2 separate regions of the Homo sapiens genome follow, and region 2 is linked to region 1. Evidence: chromatin contacts called from ENCODE Hi-C or POLR2A ChIA-PET data. All regions are on one chromosome and are shown on one strand. The core of a region is the stretch at or near the end of the contact, and the rest is flanking DNA. Distances in the headings are between cores, read along the strand shown. Region 1 holds the start of PTGFRN (prostaglandin F2 receptor inhibitor). Region 2 has its middle 63 kb from the start of CD2.

Region 1 (7,385 bases), core at 3,119-5,618:
GGGCATAGCAGGTCAGAGACAGGGCACAATGTTGGCTCGATGGGGCACCCTTGGGCACCATCCTACTTGGCAGCCATGACCTTAGGTAAAGAACTTACTCCAACATCCATAGTGCCTGCAACTATTTCTAATGTGTTAGCCCCTCTTTTGCACAAGGGACTGCTGTCTCCATTCATTTAAGAGATACTTTCAGCCCAGATGATGGCATATTTGCAGAATACAACACATAATGGCTTGTGTCTCTCTTATCCATTTACCTTTCTTTCAATTCCTTTGCTCTTGTGGTTTCCATCTCCTCCCCGTCCTTCACTGTATTCCAGGTTTTTCATGCATTAAATTAGATGATAAGCCCCTCCAGGGCAAGGGCCCTGTCTGCTCGTAACATAGGAAATAGCCTCAGTCTTGGGGAGAGCTTTTATTGCCAAAGGCTCACCTCCATCCAATTCCTTATTTTCTCCTCACACTTCTCCACCCCAGTGTTCCTGCAGGCGTGATGCTATGTGGGGTAGCTTCCCAGGGAGGCACTTTTGGCCTGGTGGAGGTGGAATCTGGAACAGTTCTAAGTCATTTAAGAACACTTTCTCCACCATGTCCCACTTCAGTCTTTTAGGGCTGAAGAAAAGATGGGGAGAATTGATAGTTGGGTGGTGACGAGCAGGACCAGCCCTCAGGCAGGACCCTGCTTAGCCCATACCAAACAGATGAGGTCCCTTGCTGTTTTCAAACTTGTCACATGAGCATTCTACAGCTTCCCCACTAATCTCACCAGTATTGCAGGACTCTCACTCGTGGGGAAATAAAGGCCTCCTCTTCCCACCCCTCCCTTTCTAACTTTTAATTTCATTTTCTAATTCTATAATATAATCCTAAATTTCTTTTTGTTTAGTAATCTCTGTTTAACTTTAACTGGGAAAATATACATCTGGACACAGAACAAGGAAGACTGTGAGTGAAAATGATTAGTGGAATGAAACGGTGCCATGGAATATACTCCTTCCCCTGAGCCCCTGCTGAAGTAGGTAGGGGTCAGGGTCATTTGGAGACTGTGTGCGTGTACAGGCTGCCAGAGGTGGCAGGGCCAACAACTCCAAGTCTAGGTGAGTCTTAGAACAATCAGCAATTTCATTCACTGGGAACCTTTTAACATTTTCATTCACAAAGTTAAATAACATGATGATGTTTTTGCCTGATCTCAGCAGGGAAAACTTGTTTGGCGTAACAGTATGAGGACTCTTGTGAGGTTTTAGGGGTATCACCTGCAGAAAGACATGTGTGACCAAAAGACCATAATGTCGGACTGCTGTGACCAGTGCCCCTTGGGGGCACTATGATTGGAGAAAAGAAACCCATGTCGGTACTCTCCTTGGGGGTGGGCGTGAATCAATTAGAATTGCTGGAGAGTGAGTCTTCCTGCCCCAGGCAAGCCTATAGACTAAGATAGGAGAACAACTGGTTGGGGCAAAAGCCTTACCTGTATAGAAGGTTACTCACTCTGGTAAATAAATATCTTTCATAGTAAAAGCATCATCAGATTCCAGAGTCATGAATTAACAAATTGTGCCAGTCTGCTGTGTTTCTTCCTTTATCCATTGGTAGTCAGGAAGGTGCAAAGGGTGTGGTGGTTATAACCAACAGTCTAGACTTATTAATTTATGCTTATTTTTTGCTACAAAAGTGGCTCTTTGGTTAACTCCCATGACATTTAACTGCCAGCCACCAGCAGGCTACCCACTTCAGTCCTCATTCTACCTGCCTTACCTAGACAATTTTATTTATTCTCATCATTTCAATGGTTAACCACTGTTATTTCCATGATTGTAAGATACACCATTAATTTAATAATACCTGGGGGTGGGTGAGGTGAGAAGAATCTCTATCATATTAAATACACAACATCTATTGTAAGCTTATCCTTACACTCCACAGCTAAAGACCTACCAATTTTTCAAGACTCGTTGCATAGTCATCCCCTCTGTGAAGCTTTCTCTGACAGCCTCCTCCTGGACTGGCCGCTCCCTTGTGGTGTCACAACTCTACCTTGCATATGCAATCACAATGCACAAAATGTCGACTCCTCAAGGGCAAGAACTGTCTGCTTCATCCCTGTACCCCCAGGATCTAGCCCAGTGTCTGCCATTAATTCACTCTATAAATATACATTGGGACCTACCATGTGCTAGGCACAGTCCCTGACACACATTGTTTATTAAACAAAAGAATTTTTAAAACATCTACTCTGCCATAAGGTGGGATACAAGGTGAAAATGTGACAGCCTCTTAGGCCCATGCATTATTAGACAGAGATGGGGGTAGTGTATACATTTTGCTAAACTGAATGTGACCAAGTGCCACAATGTGTGGTTCAAACATTAAGCGTTCTGGGTGGTTAAGAAAAGGAAAGATGGAGGATGAGCTGAAATCTGAGCTTCTGAAGGTGCCAGGCCTCACATTTCTCTGAAGCTCCACTACCTTCCAAGGCCTAACATTAGGCTTGAATTCAAGGTTGATTGAATGAAATTGGGAAACTTCCCTGCGAGATTCTAGGGAAGAATTGGGATGGGGAAGAGAAAGGAATTACAGTGTGTATGAACAGAACCAGGAAAGGCTTGGCGGCAGAAATAAATTTTAAAAAAATTATTGTGTAAAATGTACATAGCACAAAATTTACCATTTTAACCTTAAAAATTTTTTTTTAGAGACGGTGTCTCACAATGTTGCCCGAGTGGTCTCAAACTTCTAGCCTCAAATAAAAAAAAAAAAGAAAGAAAAAAGAAAAAGAAGAAAAAGTGCCAGCCCAGTGGCTCAGACCTGTAATCCCAGTCTTTGGGGAGGCCGAGGCGGGAGAATCGCTTGAGCCCAGGAGCTCGAGACCCGCCTGGCCAACATAGGGAGACTCCAGTGTCTACAAAAAATAAAAACAATTAGCGAGAGTGTGGTGGCACACATCTGTGGTTCCAGCTACTTGAGAGGTGGAGGTGGGAGGATTGCTTGAGCCTGGGAGGTCAAGGCAGCAGTGATCCCTGATCGCACCACTGCACTCCGGCCTGGGTGACAGATCCTCATTTTGAGACCCTGTCTCAAAAATGAAAGAAAGAAAGAAGACAAAACAAATAAAAACTCCTGGCCTCAAGCAACACCATCCCTGCCCCCCGCCTCCCCCTGCCCCCCCAACCTCAGCCTTCTGAGTAGCTAGCATTACAAGTACCAGTTACCAGGCCTGGCAATTTTAAACATTTCTAAGTGTACCATTCAGTGGCATTAAGTACAATAACGTTGCACCACCAGGAATGAATTTTTAAGTCTCTTTCCAAAGATACCTGGCTAATCACACATTTGATAGTGGGGAAATAAGAAACATTTGTTGGTTGAAAGACGGATGCATGAGAGTAAAAGCAGTGTTCTTCCCCAGTGTGGGCAGTTTCCGCATAAGCATCTGCGATCCGTTTTGCATGTGAATGAAAGCCCAGTGACGGGCAGTGGGCACCAGTGCTGCTCCTTGCGTGTTTGAATCATGCTTGCTAAGTTTCAAGCAAGGAATGCTCCATTTCTCCCAACCAAGTCGGGCCTTTTGTATTCAAATCAAAAGCACAAAACTCTATTGTAGGGGGAAAAATGAGTCTTTATTGGCAATCAGTGGTGTCCACTTAGAGCAATAAATATTAAGTCTTAAGAGTACATTCTATATGAAGTACTATAGCTATTAATACACTTGGGTTTTGTTTGTTTTTTAAATGGGTGTCTTTGTGGGGTGCTGTTCTAATCAGTGCCACAGGCGCCGAGGAGAGGGAGGGAGCTGGGTAAGGAAGGAGACAGGCCCACCCTAGCCACCGGGGAGTGGGCAGAGTCAGGAGAGCGGGGTTCTGATTTTGCCCCTTCCCTGTGAATCCTTGGGCACCTCACCGAAACACTTAAGGCCTCTGTATGGTAGAGGTTGGAATCCGTGGCCTTTAAAAGTCCTTTCAGCTCCTTCGCTCCTATCTGCATAATTTTTGGCATAGGCCAAGCGGCTGGTTGGTGGGGTGTTTAGCTCAGGACGAGAGGCCGAACGAGCGGGGAGTTGGCTGAGGATAGACTAGACACGCGTGGGTGACTCCAGCGTGATGGAACGCGGGGTGTCCCGGGATAGGGCTAAAGCGATGGGATTTCCAGACGAGTCTTTCCCAGGCCAACTTTTAAAGGTCGGAGGAAAGTTTCTCGTGGGGTGGGGGCCCAGAGGGGATGGCAGGGTGGGCTCCGACGCCTCCTCGCCTTTAAGCGGGTGGCCCCGGCTCTTCCTCCGTTACCTGGAGCGGGGAGGGGCTTGGGAAAGTTTGTGTTTGTTGCTGGCAAAGCGCCGGATGGGAGGCGCGGGCGGGCGCTGCGGTTCTTCCCTTCTGCTTTCGGGAAGCGGTCGGGGCTGCACACTCGGATCGGCGGGGCCGGCTCCCGGGCCCGGCCGGCTGGAGGAGGGAGGGAAGGAGGCGGGAGGGAGCGAGCGGAGCCAGGGGCGCACGTACGCCCCAGCGCTGGGATTTATCGGCTCGCGAGGAGAGCGGAGCAGGCGCGCGGCCCAGGCGGAGGAGCGCCGACTCTGGAGCAGCCGGAGCTGGAAGAGGAGGAGGAGGAGAGGCGGCGGGGAAGGAGGAGGAGGGGGAGAGTCGCTCCCGCCGGGCGAGCATGGGGCGCCTGGCCTCGAGGCCGCTGCTGCTGGCGCTCCTGTCGTTGGGTGAGTGTGCGCGGGGCTCAGCGGGGCACACGGGGACTGGCGAGGCCCTGGAGGGCTCGGCGGGGCGCGGCTGCAGCGCGCGGCCTGGGGCGCCGAGGGTGCCCGGGCTGCTCCCGGGAAACCCGGCCGGGGTGCGCGGGTTGTTCGGCCCGGCGGGGAGCGGCCGCGGGGCCGCCCGGAGCCTGGCGCGAATCCGCTCGGGCCCCGCGCGCGGGGTGCAAGTGGCCGCTCCGCCAGGCCGAGCCTCGCCCCCAACATGTGCCGGGGGGAGTGGCCCGGGGCCGTCTTTCCCCCAGGTCTCCCTACCTGTTGGCCGCCGGGAGCCCGGCTCACCTTGAACTCCCGGCCCGGAAGGTGCTGCGGTCCCGGCCCGGGTCCTCGGCTCGAGAGCGGAAATGTGAGCCTTTGATATGCCCCGCCATAGCCGCCGCCGGCCGGGTCGCTCTTCACCCAACCCGCGCGGAGTTGCCTTTCCAGGGAAGCGAGAGAATCCTCCAACTTCCTTCCACGAAGGTCACAGGGTGGCCCGGAGCGTTACAATGGAAATCGGCGGGCGAGTCCTGCCGTCATTTTCGTCGTGGCTAGATCTTCTGCCTCAGTCTTTTCTTTTAGCTTTTCTTGAAGCTGCCTAGCTGCGTATTTATACACAAAGACCTAAAAGCCTGGCTTCTCCAACTTTTTCTACCTGTTACTTTCCCTCCCTTACTATCCCCTCGTCTTCCACCCTCCGGAAACCCTGGGTGCCCCGTGAGGTTTTGGCCCAGCGCCCTCCCCCCACCCAAGGAATCTTTTGTGGGTTTTTTCCCTCTCCATTTTCCATTCACTCCATACACAGACACCATCTTCACGTAGATCCACATGGTGATCCTAGCCAGCCACGGAAATATGTTTATTAAGTGCCCACCATGGTACCCCAGGGCCGACTCTTAAATGTTTTGATATTCTTGGATCCTTGTTGTCAGTGTCAACCAGGACAAGATGATTCCTGTGACCTGGCCTGGGGTTCTCTTCCAAGCCCCTAGAGAAGGCGGCTCTGAGTCTTTCACAGAGCGCATGATGTGCGGTGTCCGTGCCATTCAGGTCCCAGCTGCACACAGGGCAAATGATTACTCTGCACTTATGGTCAGAGGGTTCCAGAGGAGGCCTTCTATAGCTACTCCCCTGCTGGGGACACCGGGGCCCACACTGCTGTAACCCCCATGACTCCTGCTGCTGATGAACCAGCCTTGCTGGCTGCTGTGTTTTCTTCCTTCACCTTGAAGGGATTTTCTGAACTGACTCCCTCAGAGAGCTCGTCCAGCCACATTGCTTCAGCTTCAGCCCATGTGCAGAAAGCTTCCAGATCTTCCACTTAGTTTTATGGCATCTTTTCTATAGTCCCTGATCCTAGTGCTTTATTTTTATTTTTGAAACAAAGCCTCAGTCTTTCACCCAGTCTGGAGTGCAATGGCACAACCACAGCTCACTGAAGCCTCAAACTCCTGGGCTCAAGTCATTCTCCCACCTCAGTCTCCTGAAGTGCTGGAATTACAGGCATGCTCCACCACACCCGGTGGTAGTGCTTTTAATCTTTACTTTTCACTCTGGGACCCTTGTAAGTTGTATGTTAGTGGCGCACTGCTGTTATAGTCCACACACATTAATTGACTTTATGTGTCTGGGTCAAGCAGGGCCATGGCCTAGGTTTGCACAGATGGTGCACTGTACAACTTCGGGAGCTGCTGTTCACTTTGTAGTCTGTGTGAATAACTCCCCCTAGAGCTGTGCAGTTCTCTGAACAACCTGGGTACCAGTTATGAGGGTGGGATGAGGTAGAACTTTGAAAACAATGCCCTTGAGTAATAATGAAGGGAGAAGAGGGGAGGGGGCAAAGAGAGACTGACAAAAACAAAATAGAAGTGGGGAAAGCACAGCTTGGGGAAATCTTGATTGTACTCCAGCATATCCTGTCCTGGCTGGATGCCTCCTATGAATTACACAGGGAATTTCTGTGGTGTCACCAGCCAGTACCTTTTCACCTAACAGTTCTCTGAACCATTGATGACCCTCCTGATAACTCTGCTGTCACAGAATCTCACTCGGTGTGGCTTCAGCCTGACCTCTGGGAAGGTCTCGCTGTGTTACACTGCTCTGGCACTGTACTGATCCCTGAAATGTAATATGTTGATAAACAAGATCATCTTTCCTCCTGGGGTGTAACCTGGGTATAATCGTGGTATCGCTGCTCTTTTTGACCTCCATATTCACGTAGTCTCTCAATTCTTGGCTCTCCCCGTACCACAGACTCCAGCTTCTTTCTTTCCTTCCTGTTTCTACGGCTACTGTCTTAGCCCAGGTCCTGATTGTTTCCCACACAGTTGGTGTCTTCCTGGTTGATTATTTCCTCCAGCCTCCCTTTTAAGCTCATCCTTTTCCTAAATGATCATTTTTGGGGCTCCCACCTGTTCTCACTGTGTCCTTATGAGTTTCCTCCAAGGAGATGTTGCCCCTTGTGTGTCCCTCCCCTCTGGTCTTCTCTGGCTCAGACACTTCGTTCCAACTAACCTGTTTGCTCTCCTTTATGTAGACTATATTAAACCTTCTGGCCCCTTCTACTTCTCACCTCTTGCCTGCGTATTAATATTTCCTTTTTCCCTTGAAACTCACTTTCTCCATGAAGCCTTCCTAAGCCTACCTACCA
Region 2 (7,385 bases), core at 2,005-4,504, 93 kb before region 1:
TTTTTAATTTTTTGAATGTTTATTTTATATTTTTCTGGTTTCGTCTTACGGATGTAACATCTTCTGACGTCTCACATGATACTAAGCCCAGGGTATTCACCCTGCTCCACTTCTCTGTTACTAAAATTTTGTTACTAAAATTGTCTTTCATGGCGAACACTTTCCTCAGATCCCTTGTGATTCTTAGTTATCCATTTACATTTATCAACAAGGAACTAAAGAGCTGATTGTGTGCACAGGTGGAGCTTGCTATCCAATGGGCTTCACTGCAGTGCTATAAGGTAGGAGCCTGGCCATTTTGCTGGGGAGCCTCAAAGTGTCAGGTCTTTTCTCTTGGTTTCTCCATAGAGGAATCCTTCTGCCTGGGAGATATAATTCTGGAAGCGAATGTTCTGCGAATTGAGAAAGGAAGGAGACTGGATGTCACCTTTAAATATAAACTTTTTCACTCGGTCCCCATTTTCAAACCTTTGTACTATATCAAACACATTCTATTAACAAAGCCCAACATTGAACCAATCAGCAAGGGAAAAATCCTCACAGGATCCAGCTCCAGTATAAACAGATAACTGGCACATTCACCCTTCCTTGGCCTGTTATCTCTGAGTTTGGAGTCTCTTTGTCAATTTCTTAAGCATAAGTTTTTGTTTCCTAGTGGGGTGAAGGAAGGGACCTGGGGTCTGTTTGCTGCTTACACGGACTGTGAATCGATGCTCCTCTTTTTATCTCCACCTCTTATCCCTAAGTTTCTGGTGCCTCTAATCTGTGAGTCTCTATGAGGCTCACTTGAGCAAATTGGCTTCCCATTATAGCTTCCCCTATTGCACATGGAGTTTCCTCCATGCTGCTATATCATTCAGCATTTGTCTACCCGCTTTAAGACTTCCAAGCTTTTGTTGACATCCTTTTTCTAGGGTCATCTTTTCTCATGTTTTCTTTGTTCTTGTGGATTTATGACTTTTACAAAAATTGTCATTTTATTGGAGTTCCAGATGGGATAAAGATAACTATTCCTTAAATTCCCCATGTTTAACCTACCAATCTTTTACTGAAAGTTTAAGTATTTATTCATAAATTAAAGAAAACTAGTTCGATTAAGCCGTGATTAATAACAAATCATTTTTAGTTTGGAAGGTATTTAATTTACTTCCATGGGTACAGACTTCTTCAAATCTTACTCTATAACTATCAAAGATTGGTCCAAGAAACACAAGCATCAAAATCAACTTATGGTATTTGTTGAAAATGCAAAAACATGAGCTTACCCTAGACTGTATGCATCAGAGTCTTTGGGGATTGGGCTAAGTACTCTGCATCTTAAACACATTTCTCAGATGATTAACAACTCTGAAGTCTAAGAACCACTGTTCCATTTTGTACTATTAATAAGTGATAGAATCTTTTGATTTGGCATTTTGGTGAAAAAGTACATTTTATTAGGAAAAGAACCCCCAAAAATGACTCTCAAATAATAATGTCTTATTTGTAGTTTTTTATCCATATCTTGTTAAGTCTCGCTTATTGGCCAAAACCACTATAAAAGAAAGCATCATCAGTCATCTGTTGTTTTGCTACCTGAAACTTAAGGAAAGAGTCTCAGAATTCCAGCTCCACAGATTCAGACACATGAAAATGACAACAAACGTCACTGCCTCCATTAGACTGGGGGTGAAAATGAATGCATGTTCCAAGGCCTTGATGAACTAAACTAATTATGCAAAGTGAAACCCTCCATTAGTCTTTTGTTCCAGTCCTAGTCTCTAGCTGACTGTAAAGTGGGAAATCAACCTTTATGGGTTCCAGGAAGGCCTGAAAAAGGTAACAGCAACCTTCCCCCCTCACCCTCCAGGCCTTGGCCACACAGCGACAGGTTTTGTTTTGTGGCAAAATATTTTGTACTCAAGATTATTACTTTTTCTTTTAAAATAGTAACATTAATGTTCTTTCTGCTTATAAAATTAATACATACTGACTGATGAAAAATTAGAAAACTGAGAAAAAAATGAGAAGAAAATAAAATTTACCCAAATCCCAGAGATAGCCAGTGTTAACATGGTAGTACATTCCCTTCTAGTTCTATTTCTGCACATCCGTGTTTTAACACAGTTAAGGACTTTGAAGCAGTTGTATACCCTGCTTTTTTTCTACTTCTCATTTTGTAAGCCTGTCTCCACATAAAGTTCTTCGTACACATATTTAAAGGTGTATAGCTACCCATTCATTTGGCCACTCCCCAACTGCTGGATATTTAAGTTGTTTCCAACTTTTTGCTGTTACAAATAACATGATATTCAGCTTTTTATATAAGTTTTGGCCCACATTTCTAGTTTTTTCCTAAGGATGCATTCCTGGAGGCTATGAATATTTTAAGGCTCTTGATAGAAGCTGTTACACTATTTTTCAGAAAAGTTCTTTCAAGACACTCTTTTCTACTAGCAACAAATGAGAGTGTTCCTCTCATTACAGTTTCAACAGCTCTAGATATTATAAATTTTTTATCAAAATAACATAGATTATTTTAAAAATCAGTATTCTCAAAAGACATAATAAAAGACACCAGTCCCCTGGCCTACCGTGCTCTGCCCTCCTGTTCACAGCCCAGATGCCACTACTCTTAATGTTTTTAGATTATTTTAGGTATTTACAATAATATGTTTATTTCATAATTTCAAAATTTTAGACATTATCTATTCATTTACTGCTGCAAAAGATTAGGACTTAGCTAATTTACATCAACTCCACACTTCCTCACTCTTTTCTTCTCACATCCTCCCAATAAACTTATATCGCTGTGTTTAAGCAAAGCAATAATAAATCTACAATTATTAAGTAATATAACAATAATATCTTGTTATAATTACCATTAATATATTTGTTATGTTATAATTAACAAAATAATAATTGTTGTAACTGCACAAATATTATTCAACACGTTGTATATTAATATTATGCATTGACTTCTCTGTCTCTTTTTCTTTAGGCTGGCATTTTTAATTGTGCTTTTCTTCTTGCATTGTTCTCCTTATAGTTCACATTTGGCACCATTACATCAAGTATTCTTTTAAGTCTCCCATTTTCCTAAAGATCTTCCTGCCAAAGTTCTTCATACTCATGTTTTAAGATGGACCAGGAATCAAATTATTATCTAAACAGAATTCTAATTAATCTAATTTTTAATTCTCTGACTCTGCCTTTTGGTGCCGGAAGTTTCTGAGCCTTGAGGTGCTGCGGGCCAGCCAGCTGTCATCCTGTCTGCACCCTACGGTGGCTCTGTGGGCACATCAAGCTGTGGTTTCTTCCAGCCTACTCTTTCAAACACCAGTTTGCAAGAATTCTGTTGAAATTTCTCACTCTCAGATAGCCCATATCCCAGTGATTCTCAACTCATGGTGAATTTGTCCCCCAGGGAACATCTGGCATACTGCAGATAATTTTCGGTTACCACAACTGAGTTGGGGTTGCTACTGGTGTCTAGTGGGTAAAGCCCAGTGATGCTGCTAAGCGTCCTGCGATACACAAGACAGCCTTCAACAACAAATAATTATTTATCATTTCAGTAGCTTCTCAGGATAAAGAAGAGGTTAACATGTATATTCAAATTGACATCTTTTTTTTGAGACGGAGTCTCGCCCTGTTGCCCAGGCTGGAGTGCAATGGCGAGATCTCAGCTCACTGCAACCTCCTCCTCCCAGGTTCAAGCGATTCTCCCGCCTCAGCTTCCCGAGTAGCTGGGATTACAGGCGCCCGCCACCACGCCCGGCTAATTTCTTTTTTTTTTTTTTTCTTTAGTAGAGACGGGGTTTCACCATGCTGGCCAGGCTGGTCTCAAACTCCCAACCTCAGGCGGATCCGCCTCGGCCTCCCAAAGTGCTGGGATTACAGGCGTGAGCCACCGTGCCCGGCCTCAAATTGACATCTTTATATCATTCAAGTTCTTGGAGATTGTTTCTTCAGTCATAAAATGAGATTGGTCCTTACTACTATTAGGACTAAATAAGATGATGTACAAACAGGATCCAAAGCATAAAATTTTTTCGAAACTAGTCAGAAGTTATTATTTTTAAAAATGTTTTGATAGTTTGGCAGATTAAAAATGCTACCTTGTTTAAATTTACATTTTTTGTACTGGTGAGGCTGAAATACTTTCATGTGTTTATTTTGCAATCTGCATTCATTCTGCTGTGATTTGCCCAAGTCTTTTGTTAACATTGATTGACAATAATATGTTTATTATTACCCACAGGCTCTGGCCCTGCCAGCATGTGACTGCAAAATACAGTCACATTTACTTTAATATTGAAATCACTCTGAATCACTACATCACAAATTAATAAGAAATTTGCTGTTTACCTAGGGTTTCTCTTCCCAAGTGACTGTGATTCCCCTGAGTTAAATGGCTGTCCTCGTCACTTGCTGCCCCCTGCTGGGAGAGCAGAAACTCACTCAACACTAGAGGGGCTGCACTCCATGGCTATCTGGGGACCTCCCCACACTTTCTTGGGATGGCCCCACCTGCTGGTCTCCTAGGCTTCCCACTCCACCATTTCACACCTGGTGGTGGTGATTAGACAACCACGTCAAAGCTCTGCAGGGCTGCAGAGATGGAGCCCAGCTGGACACCTTTCTCTAACTCTCCTAGTACTCTCTTGTTTTCACTGCCAGCTGCAAGAATTGACCAGATCTCCCAGATGAAGATGAATCCTCCAAGATATAATAAAGACCTCAGTATTCAAGTCATCTAGGAATGTCCCATATTGAAAATGCCAAAATCCCAAGTGATTCAGCTCTTTAGTGATATATGTGTGATTAGTAGTTTTATATATAACATTTGTTGAGCATTTATTATGTGCTACATATAGCACTCAGTACTTTACATCAATTGTTTCATATTTATTCCTCATTTAAATATTAGGAGTTATGCATATTATTATTATATGTCCTCTTCATAGATGAGACTTAGACAGAAGTAGGCAACATGCCAAAAGACACACCACCACAAATCCAATTTAGGACTGTCAGTCCTCAACACCTACATTTTACACAGTTAAGGGGCTATTTTTTTCTATTTGCATATACTGTACTCATTTCCTCTAAGACCTACTTGGATGGAGTAGGTTGCTTCTGGGTCCAGACTCTCTCCTTTTGAAGGTACCATAGTTAACTCCTTCACTCTGATCTCAATCAGAGCCACCCCAGTCCATCAACACACATTTATGTTCTTAAACTTCAAAGTGGGGCAAGTGGCGGGAGAAGTCAAGATCCTAATTCTCTTTTCCCAAAAGAAGATCCTCCTTTACTTAATAAATCCCATAACTACATAAGTTAATGATGCAAAGACAGAAGGGAGGCCCAAGTGCCCACGGATACGTTGGGAAAAAAATGGCATTTAACTCTTCCCAGTGGTGTCTAAGCTCAGTTCTTACTAAGCCAGTCATGTCTTATTACATAAGGTCACTGCTATTTTGTGTGTTCCTTTATAAAATTATTATTTTGTTTTTTTGCCAAGGGATTATGGTTTCCAAATGCTGCAAAATAGTGACTTTTTACCATTTTAGGTTATCTCGGCATCCATTTTGAATACAAGTTTAACTGTCTCATACCAAAATCAAAATCAGGTCTCAGACACCCTTGATACAAGTTTCAGTCCTACACTACACCCACACCCAAATGGCTCAAGCTGGTAGCCAGAAATAAGAACTTAGAGTCCTCTCTACCACCTAGCAGACTGGACTCCCCACTTTCCCACCGCTTCCTTTAAAAAAACCACTCAGGCGTTTGCCCAAGAACTGAGAGTCACCCACATCCTATTCCTTTATACATGCTGCTTATTGCCATGCACGTGTGCTCTCTCCCTCTCTCCCAACCCTTTCTTTCTATCTGACTCTTCATTCCTGCCTCATGAGACCCAGGGACAGGCTGCCCCAGGCTGGGTTTTTCCCATGATGTTGGGGAGAACACAAGGTCAGGATCCCAATGCTAGAGTGATGGAGGCATAAACTGGATCATAAGCCAGAAGTCGTCTGCCAGTATAAACAAGTTTCCCACATGAGGGACCCTTGCGGTCGTGGGTTGGGTAACTAGACATTAGGCCATCTGCTAGGTAAAGGGTATCCCATGAAAGGCACACTGTAAACACCTATGTCCAACCCCCCTTCATTTCCTGTTAGGGCAGGGTTGCTGGCCGCTCTGGTTCTAAACTCCAGTTTATCTAAGGGCTCTCAAAACACACAACCCCTGGGGAAGGAGCAGGGAATGGACAAGTTCAATGGACTCCATGTCTGTCTTAGTTTGCTGTTCCAGGGTCTTTAGTGTGGCAGGCCTCAGATGAGTACGGTCTCTAAATCAGAAAAGAAAAACAAAAGAAACCAGAAACATTTGGCCAGGAGTGGTGGCTCACGCCTATAACCCCAGCACTTTGGGAGGCCAAGGCCGGTGGATCACCTGAGGTCAGGAGTTCGAGACCAGACTGACCAGCATGGTGAAACCCTGTCTCTACTAAAAACACAAAAATTAGCTGGGCGTGGTGGTGTGGGCCTGTTATCCCAGCTACTTGGGAGGCTGTGGCAGGAGAATCGCTCGAACCCAGGAGGCGGAGCTTGCAGTGAGCTGAGATTGTGCCATTGCACTCCAGGTGACAGAGCAAGACTCTGTCTGAAAAAAAAAAAAAAAAAAAAAAAAAAAGACAAGAAAAGAAAAAAGAAACCAGGAACATTTCAACAGGACCAGTACACCTCTCCTTGCTGTGCAGTGGCACCCGTTGACATTCCACCTTCCAGATTCCTGGGCACAAATCACCCCTGTTGTTCCCAGCTCATTCATTGATACTACTTAGAGTGAGCTATGATAACGATCACCCTGGTGATTTTTATATCTGCTACAAAATGGAGGGGTGGATCAGCCTTTCACATATGGATCAGGCTATCATCTTACTTAACTGACCTTGCAATGGAAGGCCTGGGTTGAAATAGGAACATTTGGTAAAGGAAAAGGTAATTTCAAGGCCTCTAACATCACTGGTGAGGATGGAGGCCCTGGAGCCGGTGTGAGTGCTGGCCATATTTACTAGTTTGAGCCTGGATCTGGGCAAGTTATTTGACTCCCTGTCACAGAGGGCTGTTAATCACACCTATCCCACAGGGTTGTTGTGAGGATTGAATGCAGCATTGCGTGTAGAGTGCTTAGAATGGCACCTGGCAGGCGAACGTGGGTTGCTGACACTTATTCCCACATTCCCAGTGTCTGGCACAGTGCCTGGCCCCGGGAGGTGCAATCCATTCTTGTTGCTAATGCTACCATTATCTTCACAGTCTGCGTCATGTTTTGTGAGGTCCCTGTGAAAAATTTCCAGTGCTGAGGCCTATGTCTGCCCTCACAGAAAAATACAA

Evidence for each region. A loop is a pair of places that touch in the nucleus more often than their neighbours do. ChIA-PET counts read pairs that join two places held with the same protein, here RNA polymerase II (POLR2A). Pooled maps may share reads with other maps.
Region 2: a loop to region 1 is called in a pooled map, with 2.5 times the contacts of the local background. The contact joins the enhancer-like site here to the promoter of PTGFRN in region 1. A Hi-C loop is called at or near these places in 1 of 168 maps with a recorded cell type or tissue (K562) and 7 of 50 pooled maps. POLR2A ChIA-PET finds 5 or more read pairs at or near these places in 2 of 52 experiments (GM12878 and K562).

The regions. Positions count from the first base shown.
Region 1 is chr1:116,905,548-116,912,932 of GRCh38, forward strand. PTGFRN (prostaglandin F2 receptor inhibitor) reads left to right here and starts at 4,369. Exons shown (of 9, transcript NM_020440.4): 1 at 4,369-4,705. The coding sequence starts at 4,657.
Region 2 is chr1:116,813,342-116,820,726 of GRCh38, forward strand. No RefSeq gene overlaps it. Among named protein-coding and RNA genes, the nearest start is that of CD2, 63 kb to the left of the region's middle. RefSeq lists an enhancer at 4,306-4,600 and a silencer at 7,146-7,347. Within about 2 kb of position 3,255, at least 3 of the 41 ENCODE cell types and tissues checked have a DNase peak (open chromatin) inside an H3K27ac peak, as active enhancers do.